Regions from separate parts of the Homo sapiens genome. Here regions 1 and 2 are each linked to region 3. Evidence: chromatin loops called from intact Hi-C (ENCODE). Cell type or tissue: PC-3. All regions are shown on one strand. Links, peaks and the distances in the headings refer to the core of each region. The heading gives the core; the rest is flanking DNA.

Evidence for each region. Peaks named below come from ENCODE experiments on the same cell type or tissue, not always from the same donor. Only the 100,000 strongest peaks of a DNase experiment are listed, where the experiment ranks them.
Region 1: a loop joins it to region 3, with 4 times the contacts of the local background. A loop is called at or near these places in 9 of 110 quality-filtered maps.
Region 2: it touches region 3 in a loop (10-fold over the local background); 4 of 110 quality-filtered maps call a loop at or near these places.

What each region holds. Positions count from the first base shown.
Region 1 is chr14:43,793,160-43,798,651 of GRCh38, reverse strand. No RefSeq gene overlaps it. Among named protein-coding and RNA genes, the nearest start is that of LINC02307, 590 kb to the left of the region's middle. In PC-3, for the core only: a CTCF peak has its summit at 2,825 (motif pointing right); no DNase peak of the experiment used is centred there.
Region 2 is chr14:44,654,664-44,660,155 of GRCh38, reverse strand. No RefSeq gene overlaps it. Among named protein-coding and RNA genes, the nearest start is that of LINC02302, 140 kb to the left of the region's middle. In PC-3, for the core only: a CTCF peak has its summit at 2,245 (motif pointing right); no DNase peak of the experiment used is centred there.
Region 3 is chr14:43,500,622-43,506,113 of GRCh38, reverse strand. No RefSeq gene overlaps it. Among named protein-coding and RNA genes, the nearest start is that of LINC02307, 880 kb to the left of the region's middle. In PC-3, for the core only: a CTCF peak has its summit at 2,395 (motif pointing left); no DNase peak of the experiment used is centred there; H3K27ac peaks cover 364 bases.

The DNA.
Region 1 (5,492 bases), core at 277-5,276, 290 kb before region 3:
TTGGTTATTGTAAAGTCACAATGACTTCTTTAATATTGGATTCAAAATTACTGTAATATCAGAGACCTTAATAGCACCTGGAAATGCTGTTTAAGACTATCATTATATGAGGATTGAAATAATTGCTATTTTCCTTGTTAAACAATTGCTGAGACATCTGTAATTTATAATTGGTAATGATTTAAAAATGTTTTGACAGGGTTCTATGCGATCACAATATGGGACACATATAGGGTCCTTATGCATTCTAAATTTCAAATTTCATTTTATTTTAATTGGATTATAAAATTGAGCTCCTAATAGATGTATAATTTTGATGTTTTTTTACTAAGTAATATGCTGCAGAGTTAGTTTTTAGGACTATTTTGCCTTCGTTACATACTCTTCTTAAGGACAAATACTTATGCCAACATATTTTAAAATAATTTCTGGAGAAATGCTATATTAAGTCGATATTAACAAGTTTAAAATAAATTTACCCAAGAGAGCTAAGAGTTCTTTCGGGGTCAATGTATTAACAAGTGAAGGTTGTAAACTTTACTGTTTTCTCTATTTTATTATCAAATTTCTCAAACAAATACCCACAGGCAATAATAAAAATAACACCTTTAATGGCATAGGTAATTAGAACCCAAGAAAAGCTACCTAAGGGAAAAACCTTGTGAATCTTTTATTTTTTCCCCAAAAATCTTTTTAAAAAAGGAAATAAAGTCCCTGAAATTATTATATAAAAATCTCCCTTGTGCTGTAACATCCTCTACCTGCAGGAGATAAATTTAATCAAAAACAAAAGACCAAAGAAGAAAACATTTGTGCTTCCAAGCCCCGTTTGCCAAAATAAGCTATGGACTGGAAAATAGGAGATATCTTCTCTAATTTAATTTTAATTGATTAGTTGTTTTACCATAGATTCTGTGACTTGCTCAATGTCACAAAGCTAGTTATCAGCTGAGCTTTGATTAAAAAGATGTGATATTCTCTCAGGTCAGTCTCTACCTAATTGTTTTCTTCTTGCACAGGTGATGGCGTTCGTCTTGCAAGAAGTGGGGAAAACTTTTCCAATTAGCCAAGTTAGTGAAGTTTCTCAAAGGTTGATTTTTTTTTTTTTTTTGACCTTTGACAATGATGCATTAGTGAAAGACTAAGCAGCGGAATCACAAAATCAGGCTTAAATTCTAAAATGTTTACAGTGATGAGAAGGATGAATGAAGAGGCTGTTGTCCATGCCAGAGCATAAGAGTTTTACATATGATAGAGAATCCTAGGATAGTTTGAAGTGCAACCATTCAGGAGATTAAAAGAACAGGCTTTAGGTTGGACTGAGGGAGAAGATCTTGAGAATGCTACCCAAGGCCTTCTATCAGGTTTGAAAATAACTAATGGGAAAGGCTGACCAAGAGGGCCGTAACCTTTCCCTCAGCTTGACTAACCTTTAGAGAGGCTTCTTTCTGCCCCTGCCCATAGGCCCCTGATCTTCCATTCACCCTAGCCCTTACAGAATTCAGATAGCCTAACCCCAGAGGACTCACCCCTCCCTTTTCTCAGAGCATTCATGTTAATAAGCTTGCAATTGCAAATTCTTTCTCTGACTTTAAGATGTAAATAATTTTAAAAGGCTTACTAGCTTATAAACTCAAGACTGTCTTTGTTTGGGACCTAGGAAACATATATTTGGAATGTAACCATTGAGGAAGGTAATACCCGCCTCTCAGTCTCTGTGTGAGTATAGGAGCCTAACTTTGAGCGGTGGCCACTTGCCATAAATTGCGAAACTACCTCTTGTAATAAAAACAGAAAAATTTTATTTTTTCCTTTGGATAAAGCCAAGTAGCTAACACAGATGGTCCCTCCAATTGTTTTACTGTTATTATTCTTATTTGTTTACTTTCAGCTCCATCCTGACATTTACATTCTGAATCTATGTTGATTTTTGTCTTCAGGTAACAGGGAATAAACTAACAATTTAGTAAAGGCGGTTCTCTTTGGGGGAGCCCAAATAGGTCTAAATGTTCCATAAATCTTAGTCTTCTCAACATCAGTGTCTAACTAGTGATCTAGCAGAAACACTTTAAGTTTGAAAGGAAAATTATTTTAGTTTTCTGGCGCTGTCATAACAAGCTACCACAAACTGAGTGGTTTAAAACAAAAGAAATTTATTGTATTACAGGTCTGGAGGCTAGAAGTCTGAAACGAAGGTGTCATCATGGCCCTCTGCACCCTGTAAAGAAGAATCTCCTTTTTTCTGCTGCTTCTAGCTTCTGGTATTTGCTGGCAATCCTTGATGTCAGCTTGTATATGCATTAGTCTAATCTCTGCCTCCACCCTCATATGGCTATCTTCTCCCTATGTGTCTGCACATCATCTTCCCTCTGTGAGTCTGTGTCCAAATACCTGTCTTCTCTAATTGTATTAGATAAGAAGACCACCCTCTTCCAATATGACTTCATCTTAACTAATTACATCATTGCAGATATCTTTTTAGTTAACAGAATTCAACCTTTAGCAAAGATTAAAGGAGAGCAAATGATATCATGTCTTAAAATTCAAAGTCCTAAACAAAGCTTTTAGAATATTTACACTTAATCATTTTGGGTTTATCTTGAACACTGTGAAACCTGATGGAGTTTGAATCAATCCAGAAATTAGGAAGCACAAATACCAAGTCTTTTTATTATAAACACCTCTCAAATATGAATACTTTGGGAAAGGCATATATTATCCATTATTTTCACATTCATAATGGGTTTGATGATTTTTAGCAAATACTAAATATGGTATAAAAGATATACTCTTGAAAATACCACAAACTCCTGCAGTGCAATTCAGAAACTACCACTTGGTGGCAAGATAATGCTGCTGTTAATGGGCTTAGCAATGACCTACATACTTTTTCCTTTGAATTCTAAATCCTTGATAAATTTGAAATAGATTTGCAAAGGGAGACAGGCTAAATTACTGACATTTTTTAAAAAGAAAATAATTTACATAATAAAAATGACTCTGGTAAAACACACATGTAAAATTCAGTTCAAACAATGAGTTAATTCTTTGACTATTATTAGTAAAATACTCAAATAAAAATGGAAATGAATAAGAAAATAATTATTCCATAGATATATTTTATATCTGTATATTTTCTTACAAATCCTAGCCCAAGGTGAGGTGTCATAATTTTTTTTTGGCTCTGGCTCATTTGATTGAGCATGACTACCCAGTGCAATATTTACATTTGTCTCCCGGTAGCACTTTAGAATAATATGTCCCTATTTTATTGAACTACTACTACCTTTTAGAAGAATTATGAAGCTTCTGGCAGGGAAAAATGGATTCCTTACTTGGCACTGTGGTCAGACAATGTTATGCTTAGTAAATATACAGTGTTTTCTATGAAAAAGAGTATGAAGATTTCTCAAATAACTAAAAGTAGAACTACGATTTAACCCGACAATCCCACTACTGGGTATCTACTCAATAAAAAAGAAATTATTTTGCCAGAAAAGACACCTGAACTTTTATGTGTATCACACATTATTCACAATAGCAAAGTCATAGAATAAACCTAACAGTCCATCAATGGATGAGTGAATAAAAGAATTGTGGTACATATACACCATGGAATATTATACAGCCATAAAAATGAATATCATGTCCTTTGCAGCAACATAGAAGAAGCCAGAGGCCATTATCTTGAGTAAAATAAGAAACAGCAAGTCAAATACTGCATATTCTCATTTATAGGTGAGAGCTAAACAATGAGTACATATGAACATAAAGAAGAAAATAATAGACACTGGGTACTCCAAATGTGCAGAGGTTAAGAGGGAGGTGAATGTTAGAAAATTACTTATTGTGTACAATGTTCAGTATTCAGATGAAGGATACACTAGAAGCCCAAACCCCACCATTATACAATATATCCATGTAGCAAACCTGCACATGTACCCCCTGAATCTAAAATAAAAATATATAGGTATGCACACATACAAGTATAAGATTTCCTAATGAGTCTATATTCATTCTAAAATACAGAAGAAATAGAACTGTTTTCCAGGATTCTCTGTTTGAGGGAAAATAGAGTAACAATAGAAAAGGCCTATTTTATATATATGAAGAAAAATGAAAAGGGATAATAATAAACAATTCATGGAAAAATTATTTGATTATTGAGAATATAAAAGATTTAATGATATTCTTGAGCAAAGGGAATTGAATATAAATTATTGTTTTGTTGTCTAACAATCTCTTTCAATGCTTACTTAATTTTTTCATAGACAATCATTCTAGGAAATATTTGAAGAGTAGCCTCTCATTGGCATAGGAGACATAAAGGTTTGGATTGTTTTATTTCTATGTTATTTTGAGGCAGTATTTTACAGTAGTTAGGAAGGAAGTGTATTGCATCTTGAGTCCCACCTCTATAGTCTACTATATACTCTTGAGCTAGTCACTTAACTTCATTTCACTTCAATTCAAACATTTGTAAAATTTGAGAAATAGTAGTACCTACCTTGTGGAGTTGGTGTGAGAATTAAATAGAGTTATGCCCTTAAAGTGCTTGGTTTAGTATCTCTTCCACTGTAAACATTAAGTATAATTTGTTAATATTTTTCCTAAGCATCCCTGGGTACATATTTCTTGGATATTTGATGAACAATTAGGATCTTGGAAGAATTTCAGGAAAGAAGTTTCCACCAAATTCCTTTTTCCCAAGCCTTTTTGCAACTTACTAACAATTTTCAAGTAGAACAAGATTATAGGTCGTTTTGGTTGCTGACAGAAGATCAATTTTTCTTGCTCTTTCTGGCTTTTGGTGCTTTGCTTTGGCTGGCAATCTAAAATCAAAGAATGCCTGGAGGTGTCGCATTTTCTGGGAAAGTACTGGAGCCCTGCAGTGTTAATGCTGACTGTAGTTCTATGATGAGCTTTTCAACTTCTGTGCCATGCCTTTTAATGAATTTTGCCAGGGGCTGCAACTTCTAAACTTTTTTCTCAGATCCTTTTTAGCCTCTTAACATATTGCCAAAGCTGATAGAGAGAGATATCACAAAGTCATTCCTGGTGCTGAAATAGTCTACTCCGTGGTGTTTGCCATGGGCAGAGGGTCAACACTAAGCAATAGACAGACTCTAACAAAGAACTAATGTAAATGTGCCCTATCCATTAAGTCTTAGAGGTATACTTCTTTGTTTAAGTTTTATGCTTGGCTGTTTGTTAATTTAACAATATAATTTACAATAAGCAATATGAAAATGCATGAACAAATCGCTTTGGAAATTTAACTTTAAATATGAAGAATTACTTTTTATAGAAGTATCTAGCATCTCAGGACTTCAAAGTTTGTTTTCACTTGCTTATAAAAGTTTTCTCATGTATGTCAAATATGCAAGCTATTTTGAGAAATATTTTTGGCAGAGTCGCCTCCTATCCCAAGTAACAAGTATCAACAAAGGCTTGAGGGATGCAATGAACACAGGAGCATCGCTACAACGCAC
Region 2 (5,492 bases), core at 277-5,276, 1.2 Mb before region 3:
TCTCTCTCTCTTTCTTTCTTTCTTTCTTTCTTTCTTTCTCTCTCTCTCTCTCTCTCTCTCTTTCTTTCTTCTTCTTCTTTTTTTTTTTTTTCGATTTGGCCTCTTTCTTGTGATCTGTCCTCTGGCATTTGGGTAACCATATTCATTGGATTTCCCTGTCTTTCATTTATATTCTGAGGTCTTTTAAGGGTCAAAATCATATTTGTTTTCTCCAGTGTCCTCAGACTTCCCAATTCCATTCTGTATTGTTAACAAGCAGGAAGAAAACATGCTCTTGTTTTTAGCTTTACACTTTCCCACATGGGTACCAAAGCAGTCTTGCTTGTGCCCCTATTCTGTTCCAACTACTGATGCTTTGTAGCTGAAAGAAACTTGTTTGCCTGACCACTTTATTACTTTGGGCTAACTACTCCCAGAAGGTGTACCATTTCTTCATCCCAACAGATTTCCAGTGGGTGTCTTGCCATGTATAGAGCTATAAGTCTCCGTCTTGGACTCAAGTTACTTCCACCACCAACCTCTGTCTTGCTTGCTTTTCTCCCCCTCACCCCTGATAAGTCAGTGTGAATTGAATTTCCAAAAATAGGAAGCCCTATTGGGTGAAATCAGCTTTTTTTGTCAAGGTCAAAGCCATTTCAATCAGGTAGGGGTGCAGTACCCATTTAATGTCAAAGATTCTTGAGTGCTCACTAGGAGAGCAGGTTAAAGACACTACTAAGCAAAAAGGCAGGTGAATCAGGGTTTGACTTGAAGCAAAATTACTACTGGGTGAGCTAGGGCTGTGATTGGTTGGGGTAGGGGCTGGTAGAGTTGGGAAGGTCCAAGAAGTAGGAGAAACATAAAGCATTAACTTGCTTTCTTGGGTAGTGATGGTGGGTAGACCTTCTTCATAAGGCACTAGAAGTAATCTAAAATGAATCTTCCAAAGACAGAGGTAAGAAAACCAGAAAACTGTAGAAAAAAAATCAGCATACCATGTATTAAATTTTTCCTTCTATATATTAGAAACATTAAGTCGAATAAATGAAAAACTTTAAATGTACATTAATTTTACTTCAAACATTCCATGTTTCGGCTATGTTAAAGGAAAATATCAGGGTCATGGGAATTAACAAATTAGATCATATTTGACTCACAGTAAATATATTTTCAGCACTCATAAGGTTCAAGAGGGCAAAAATTTCAAGCTAAATGGGACAGGTATGAAATGAAAATAAAGTGAGGTTATTTTTCTTATTATCTTCCAAAGACTGTGTTTTTTTTTTTTAACCGTTAAAGCATTTTTATCTTGCTTATGTTGAATTGTTCAAGAGACCAAAGGAATTTGGCAAAGATCAACATGTTAGGATGTGCTTCCTTTTGGATAAGCCTCCCTAGTGAAGCCAGGCATCACACTCTCCAAACCCAATGTTCTAGGCCTCCTCAAGGTTTTCCTTAAGGGTGTGTGCATATATTTTTGTTGACTGCTTTTACTCTTCTGAACCTGTTCCCCCATTTAGGAAATGAGAGAATAGGCCTAAGCTAGTGCTCTTCAACTCTGGCTGTATTTCAGGATTTCCTGTGGACTAAAAAATATGCTGTTGCCCAAATTCCCTTCTGAGAGGCTCTAATTGGGAGTTCTGAGGAGGGGCCTTGAACTTTGTATTTTACCAGGTGATTCTAATGTGTTGCAAAGGTCTAGGACAAACTGACTAAATAGTCTCTTACCCCTTTAAAAGATCAAAGTGGATTTGGCTTCCGAACAAGAAATTAGGGCCACCTGTGAAGACTACTTTGAATTTTTTTTCAAGAATTCACCGGTGGGAATGAGATTAGAGGAGTTTGCTTTTCTGACCTGGTAACCATTATTGATTCAAAAGACTTTCACTTAGCCCAGCTCAATGGCCAGGTCAACATTACCATTTCATGACATGCCACTCACTCCTGGCACAAACTCTTTGATTTATGCTTGTTTGTATGAATAAAACAGATGCCCTTTGCTTACAAATAAAGGAGGAGTTTTCTATTAATATGAAGTGGTTTAGAGTTGCAAAGGGAGGGCTGCCATTGCTAATGTCAAGATATGAATTCTCAGCTCTCTTTCAATGCTCACGTGGTATTACTGATTAAAGATGGAGTTATGGCTGGAGTTTGGGATGTGGGCCAAGAGAATATGTGTCTTCCCTTCATCTCCTTTTTCAGCACTAATTTGTGAAAAAAAACCCCAAACCAAAAAACAAAACCTACTTGCATTGGGTGAATGTGTTCAGTTGGTGGCAGCAAAGTTCTGTTACAGAAAATTCTTTGAGGCCCTGGTCTTAGATATTTTGAAGACAGCCAGAGGGAACAAAGCAGTATGTATAATAACATCCATGTTTTCTGTTAACCTGCAGAGGTATAAATTTATTGCGTGTGCTTGGAAAGGAGAAAAATGTATAAAAGGAAGATTTCTTGCTGCTTCTGTCTAAATGTAATCTCCTAAATATGTTCTTTGTTTCCAAATCTGGAAGTAGTATAGGTATCAGCTTCAGGTAGAGGATTTAAGACAGGTCATGAGCCAGAAAGATGGGCCTCTGAAGATTTATTTTTGGTTGTCATGTAAATTTATTAAAATGGGAGCTTTGATCTTGAAATACATCCAGACAAGATTAATGATTTAGCATCTGGGGAAATCAAGTATTTGATGCAATAAATGGATAAGGAAGGTTTCACAATTTCATATTGGCAGAGATACAAATTCAGTATTTAAAAAGCTATTTTAGGATTTTAGCTTAATGGGAAATGTAATAAGTGCCAAAGAACATTAGGTGGTATCTGACTAATATATACACTGGCAGAGTTTGTCAGCAATAAACATGGAAAAAAATGAACAAAGATGAAATGAATTGGAAAGCTAGCACTGTGGATAGAGGCATTTTATGGTTTGTACCCACAGTTTTCTACCTATACCATGGCAGTGAATTAATCTGTAAAATTTGGTTTTAATTTAGGGACACATGGATAATTGAACCCTAAACTGGTCCATAGATTGGCTTGCAGTTGTGCTACTAACTTTAAGTGATTATCATGCAAAATGATTCATACTTTTGGGAACACTGTTACCAATACTGACACTACTATTATGAGGTGTGGAGGTGGAGGAGAAGACAAATGTAAATGGAAAAAATAGAGACTCAGGGAGGGGTTTTGGCAAAACTGCTTATATGTTATGAGAATGCTGACCTCCAAATTAGAGAGCGTCATCTAGGAAAATGGTTAAAATGTGACAACATTCAAAGTTAGCAATTTAAGCAGTGAAAATAAATGGCCTGATATGATGCTTTTGTTGTAATGCTAAGCATTAGAACATAAGGTGATTACTAATATTTCTAAATTCATGTTCAGAATTGCAATCCTTTTAAATCTTGCTTTTACACTGTTTTGATTACATAAACATTTTTTGGAGATAGTTTTGAATTTTACTTTTAAAATAATTTTTACCTAGCTTGCTAATTATTTATTGTTAAAGTTGATCAGAAACTTACAAATGTTAGATAGTTATTTCAAAATTTTGAAATACTTGAGTGTTAAAATGGCAACTTTTAAGTTATCCAGCATAAGCTTAAGTCAAATAGACACCGTCAAAAGTGAACATTCTAGGTTAAAATTTCAAAGTAGTTTGGAATGTAACCATGTAAATCCCATTTAAAGTAATATGATTTCCCAAACTTAAAATGTCATTTCATGTGCACAGTTTTGAAAATATGTCCTAAAAATGTCTCTCTCTGTTCCTGTCATCATAATGTCAGTCAGATCAAAGTTTGTTTCTTCTTCATCTTTCAATTTTGAAAATACAGAAAGGCAACAGAATATTGTGAACATAAACTTTTCACTCATGGGGAATTTATGACTGGTTATTAGAAAAAAATTGTAAGAAATTTTATAAATGAAATGTCTCTTTTTATTATAGCTGATTCTAAAAAGAACACATTGCATATAATTTCCCATTTAAACACAGAAATTAATTATTTTATATACTTGTTGAAATTGACATGAGTAGTTACCTAGTTTCAGGGTGAGCTTTTAGAAATTGACTCTCACCAATATGAACTTAAGCCAAATAGATGCTATTAACAGTGAACATTCTGGGTTAAAATTTCAAAGTAGATTGGAAAGTGGACTCACCATAGGAAATTCTGGTTTAGGTGGCCCTGATGCCTGTATTAAAAACAACAACAACAACAACAACAACATAGGTGATTCTTATGGGCATCAGGATTGAAAACCACTGGACCATTGCTTTTAGAGATGGTGCCATGGCCAGAGACAAAGGTCCACTATCCATTGGTTGATTTCCATTCTTCTGTGGAGGATCCTCCTGGTGAGTTCCTATTACAAAATTGAAATGGTAATCTCTGGGAGTTAAGGTTGCAAACAGGTAAGAACAGTTTTTTCTACATTTTTATTCCACATACTCTTCCTCTCCTAACCTCCTCCCATAACATTGGCTAACTTATCTATTTTGCCTTGCCTCTTCCCATCTGAATATTTGCAAGCAAACATATAACAATGGCTCTAAGTGGTGCTAATTGGCTTGAGTCAAATGTAAGATTTTCAGAAATTTTGTGAAGTAGTTGTTAAACACAATCATTATATTTATTTATTTATTTTTTGAAACATCGTTTTGCTCTTGTTGCCCAGGCTGGAGTGCAATGGTGCGATCTCAGTTCACAGCAACCTCTGCCTCCTGGGTTCAAGCGATTCTCCTCCCTCAGCCTCCCAAGTAGCTGGGATTACAGGCACACGCCACCACGCCTGGCTAATTTCGTATTTTTAGTAGAGACGGGGTTTCTCCTTGTTGGTCAGGCTGGTCTCGAACTCCCGACCTCAGGTGATCCACCCGCCTCGGCCTCCCAAAGTGCTGGGGTTACAGGCATGAGCCACCACCCCCGGCCAACACAATCATTATTAAAAAATTAAAATATATAAAACAATTAATTTATATTAATATAAAATAACTCAACATTCAAAACTTATTACTTCCTAATTCCTTTATCACTTTTAACTATTATCTCTGCTCTTGAGGTTATATATCAATTGTCTGGTGAAAGAGATACTTCTTTGCATCTCTTTCAAACTTGGCCCTCAGAGACTTCATGTTGGTAGCTTGAAATCGGCCAGGTGGGAGTCTTTATACTACAGCAATCAGCAAATGGTGCAAATCAGGGCTTGATTTAATGTTTTGTTGATTGCCTACATTTTAGAAATGATGGAGAAAATGTTAAATGCTGAATAAACTTAAAAGTGTGTCCTGTCTGTGGCAATGATATTGCGAATAGCATAAAAAACATGAAGAAATTTCTGCCAGTATTTACAAACTGTTATCTAATTTAGCAAAGAAGTCACTCACTTTATTGATGAATGAGTGAATTTCTAGCACATGGCTTATTTCACTTTCATCTTATTCCTTAATGTAAACAAAATTATCAACCAACATTTTGTCATAACTACACTCATTTCTTAATGATGTGAGT
Region 3 (5,492 bases), core at 364-5,363:
CCTGCTCAAGCAGCACATTACTCTGTCTCAAAATAAAGAAGAGTCATATTTTTCCAAAGGTAACAATGAAGCTAGTTCAGTATTAGAGATTTTTAGAACATCAGGTTATCATTTACCTAAGATCAACAAAGTTTAACTTAGTCAAAATAGTATAAACGACTCGCTCAGATGCTCTTGGAATATGCTGATCATACTGATAATGGCTCATTGACATCTTTAATTTTGATGATAGATAATTCTTAATAACTCCATATTTAATCTCCTAATTGAACCTATACAGGGGAAATATTTGTATTAATTAGAGAAGATGTATAATTAACATGTGTATTCACATGTCTAAATTCATCAGGCTTTAGAATCAATATTTTAATAAGGAAAAATTATTTGATTGTCAGAAAGCATTTAGAATATTTAGTAGACTAAACATAGAGTGTTGGAAGTTTCTTATTTTCTTTTTGCATTCATTTACCACTACTACTTAAGAGTAAGGCTTTTGTATTTGTTATCTACTGCTGCATAACAAATTACCCACAACTAGCAACTTAAACAATTACACATTTACTATTTCATAATTTCTGAGGGTACGGTACTTGGAAATGACTTAGCTGGGTGATTCTATCTCAGGTTCTTTCATAAGGATGTAGCACAGATGTCAACTGGAGCTGCAGTCAATTGAGGTCTGGACTAGACTGTAGAACCATTCTCTAGAAGGTTTTCACAAATAGCTAAGAGGAAGGCCCAGTTCCTTGCTGGCTCTTGACACACAGTGACATTTTCACATTACACGGGCCTTTCCAAAAGACTGCTTGAGTATCCTCATGATATCCCACAGAGAGTGATTCCTTAGAGCATAAAGTAGCCACAATGCCTTGGATTACCTGGTCTCAGAATCACACATTGTCATTTTTGCAATGCTCTATTTGTTATATAGGTCAACCCTATTTGATGTGGGAAGGGATTGCACAGAAAGAGGAATAGGTTCATTATTACAAGGTTCATTAGGGTACCTAGCTATACAGAATCTTTAGCTTTAAAGTAATATCCAGACAGGTTGAAAATACCTAAATTACTCCTATTTTATGGCCATGTACTTTTTCAGAAGCTACTCTATTGGAGAAGCTGCTGAAATTGGCTTTTAAAGAATTTAAAAAATTCCCTTTCAAAAGTGCATTCTCATTTTTCCCAGTGAAAGAAGTTCATCAGGCCAGGGGAATTATTTTACATAATTTATTCATTTTCTTCTTTGTGATGAATGTTTTTATCCACTATTTCTCATATGCCCTACTCTTCTAGCATTTGAATAATTTCCATTTTTTCAGACCAACGTCTGTCTTACTTATTGACAATGAGAGCAGCAAATACTGTAACCTACTCTAACAATTTGAACCAACAATTTAGAAACATGACATATTTTTCTATCATTAGCTACTGGCTTTATATTTGCACGCTGCTTTTTCTCAAGAAGAATATAATCTTCTTGAATGGACAAAATTGTATACTTTTTTTACTCCTCATTATATCACTTGAGATAATCCTGAACACAGTATAAGTACAAAATAATTCTTATGCAGTTGAATTATCTATACAAAGGTAACTGCTGATAGCATTTCAGATAATACTGTGTTTCAGAAGTTAGTCCAATTTATCTGACCCTTGAGGGAAAGAGAAACCGTTCAGATGAGTAAATCCTGATGCTATCACTCTTCACCTGATTTTAGCCTACATTATGCCATTATCTGCCATTAACTGATAATGATTTTCCTGAAAAACATCGTTTTATGTTGATCACAATATCTTAGAAAACTAAAGTTCTAGAATATGTTTCATAAAACTATTCCCCAGTCAGTGTTACTTCCTTTTTGAAAGTTTTTTTTGTTTTAACTTAAAACTATTTAAAAAAAATCTTCTTCCTGGGGATTTTTTTTTATAACTCAATTAGAATTGATAGCACATTTCAAATTCACTTTTACTTTAACAAATTACTGTACCAAATTTCCTTCAGGCTGAACTTTGATTATTAATTAACACACATATCATGTAGCTAAAGGAACATAGGCACTTTATGGCAAGGGTTTTTTTTTTTTTTTTTAATTAAGTGTAACAGCTTATTCATCTCCAGTGACTTTGAGGTTAACTTTTAAAACTCATCTTTAACTTCTTCTTTATTTTGCATTATTGTGGAACATAAACTTCTGTGATTTCAGCTGACTAGTGATAATTATTATTGCCACTCACACTCCAGTAACAGCATCTGATTCCAGAAAGGAAGCTTTTCTTTATTTGGTTATCTCATGCCCTTTATTAAACTCAGGGCTTGGTTGTCAAGTATATTAAAGTTTACAATGCTCCATACTCAGATTTTTTTGCATTACAAGAAAAGTCAAATGAGTCTTTGGAGCCACCTGTTGGATAAGATAGATTATATGCATTGCATATATACTTCAGGAATTTAGGAAGCTTCTGTTAATTTATCAGTATTATGTATCCTACTATGCCAGTTTGCACTCCAAAAGATAGTCACATTTTTTTTTGCTTTTTTGTTTGCAGGTTTTGTGTTGGTTTTGTTTGTTTTTGTTTTTAACTAGAATTACACATCTTGATTCACAGTCTCACTTATCCTATAATGTTGTCCTATCCTCCTGGTTTTCCCCTTCCTATCATGATTCATGAAGACAACTGAATTCTGAGTCTTATCCACAAAATCAGTCACTCTTAGTCCCACCTTTGAGCTTGGAAAACAACTCAAATTTTGAGTTTGAGTTTTTTCCAACTGTAAATGTTTAGTACCTTTACAGTGTTTCAAAGTGCAAAATTTAAGAAAAAAATTCTTCCTACCACCCATATAGTGGTAGGATCAGCCTAGAATCTTTTATACAAAACCTGGGCTTACATTTCAAACTAGATGACATTTAAGTCTAAATTCTCACAGGAAGGTTTGACTCTGCTAGATTCCAGTGTCAACCACATTGTAGATATAAATTTATAGTCACAACTGTTAGCCTGTCTCTTAGGAACAAGTCCGTGGGTTTTATTTCTTTTATCTTTATATCTTGATTTTATGTCAGGGGACTCATTTTTTCTACTGAGCTTTGCGGTTGACCCTCAGGTGTTTAAATAGATGCAAATTTCAGGAGAAAGGTAATGAGGTTTTTGTTCTTGCCCTGTAGGAAGGCATCTTGGCTCTTCATAAATAATCTCCTCTCCTCTCCTCTCCTCTCCTCCTCTCCTCTCCCCTCCCCTCCCCTCCGCTCCTCTCCAGTCTCCTCTTCCACAATCCTTAAGCACATCATTATGTTTTTCATGCAGAGACAAAAATAGGTCCCTCCTCAGTGTACAAATCAACACATATTTTGAAATATACATATTAATGTGTACTTGTATCAGCATACATACATATGTATTTTATGTGTATGAAATATCATTTTATGTTTTATTAAAAATTCCCAGTACAAACTAGAAACATACGTTAAACTACAACTGCCAACAGGAATACCTTAAGAGCAGATAAAAGTAAGAGTTTTACTTTACATGTTGTGGACTGATAGAAGCTTTTAGATACAAACACTATATTTCTAGCTAGAAACAAAAATAATAATGACAAAGAAAGAATGTATATCATTGTATGTGTTAAGAGATAAAGATACCTCATGGACTCTCCTAGAACTTGAAATATGACCATTCTGAATCATGCTCTTTGGAAAATGGTAAAATGTTAAATCAAGTTCCTGTAAGAACAAATTATCCTGTAGTTTAGCTCTGCTGTGATTAGTTTGCCTTCCCATGCCTTTGTTATGAATTTACTGACAGACAGAAGAAACCTGTTACTTTTGCTATCATGGATTTCAGATCATTTTGCTTCAGGGAGTTGCTTTCTGATGCCATTTTTAATTTGCAATTTGGAAGTGGCCTTATGCATCACTTGAAATATAGCAGATTTTCATCTTTAAGTTTATCTTCCATATAACAAAATCTAAAACCCAGTTCTTGGCTCCCAGGTATCATTTTAAAAACCACACTTTCTGGATTAACATTTCCTACACGTATATAAAATATAATAATTATATCTCTCAGTAATCAGACTGCTACATATGTATGTTTTTATGAACTAACCACTTACATTTAAACTGACACATTTAATAATTACCGAATAACCTGATGTCTATAACATTCTATCCCTTTTAGGTGATATGTAAGTTTAATAGTTATAAAATAATATTTAAGGGAATGATATAATTATCATATAAAGTTGGAGAAAAATAAAATACACTGATAAAATAAATTATAAGATATATTATAAATTACTTGTTGATTATACTACAGAAAACTTGGTGGACTGATGGGTACATAATCTTATAACATCATGGACAGGCTTTAAATAGAAATGACACCTCATAGCTTGTCTAACTAACCCTGTCATTGCAATCGTTCAAATAAATCATCGTTTATAAATATTTTCAATATTTAATTGCTTGAACATTCTGAATACAGAAAAGGATAAGGTTAATGAAATTGGATTTGTGCTGATGTATTTGTGAACATGGAGAATGTCTACTCCCTTATCCTGTTTATTGGAGGACTTCCTTTTAAGAAATGATGGCTCTTAAAAGGGATGAAGAAGTGATGCCACCTATAAGGGATGAGAAAGCAATGTGGACTCACAATTCATAGTTACAACCATGCTAGTCAATTTAATAATGGCCAAGAAAGTCTCCAAGGATTAATATCAATTTAGAGCCCAAACCGAATCTAATAGTAGTTCAATTTGTTTATTTTAATTAAAAATGATGTATATTTTAAGCTGCTGACTTGCGGGTTTTTTCAGTAATTCATCTTATTGATATATAAATATGATAAAATACATAGATAATTCTATAGTTCAGTGGGTTTTAAAAAATTAATAAGGCCATATAATCACACCCTTATCAAAATGTAGAATTTTTATTGTTTCCTTATGCAGCTTCCAGTCAAGTTTCCATACTTCCTGCTCTCAGATATTTTTCCTATCATCATAGATTTCTATTGTCTAATCCAGAGCTTCTTATAAATAGAATCAGACAGTATATTTTGTTCTATTTTTCACCAAAATGACTCTCAGCAAAATCCTGGCATCTGTATTTTTACACAGATCAATAGTTTCTTCCTTTCTGTTCCTTAGTAAAATTATATTTTATAAATATGTCATAGTTTATCAGTTTCCCTGATGATGAATAGCTATTGTTGGGTATTTGCAGATTTTGCTTGCTACAAATAAAGCTACTATGAAAATTCTTTGTCTAAGGCTTTCTGTGGTCATGTTTTTATTTATCTTTGATAAATAAAACTCATGTATCATAGTTTGAAGAAGGTATCAAACTGATTTTCAAAGTAGATATATGCTTCTATCAGCAGTTTGTGAGTGTTTCAGTTGCTCTACAAACACAATTCAGTGTCGTCAATATTTTAAAATTATCATTCAGGTTGTGTGTAATGTTAAATCATTATGGTTTTAGCTT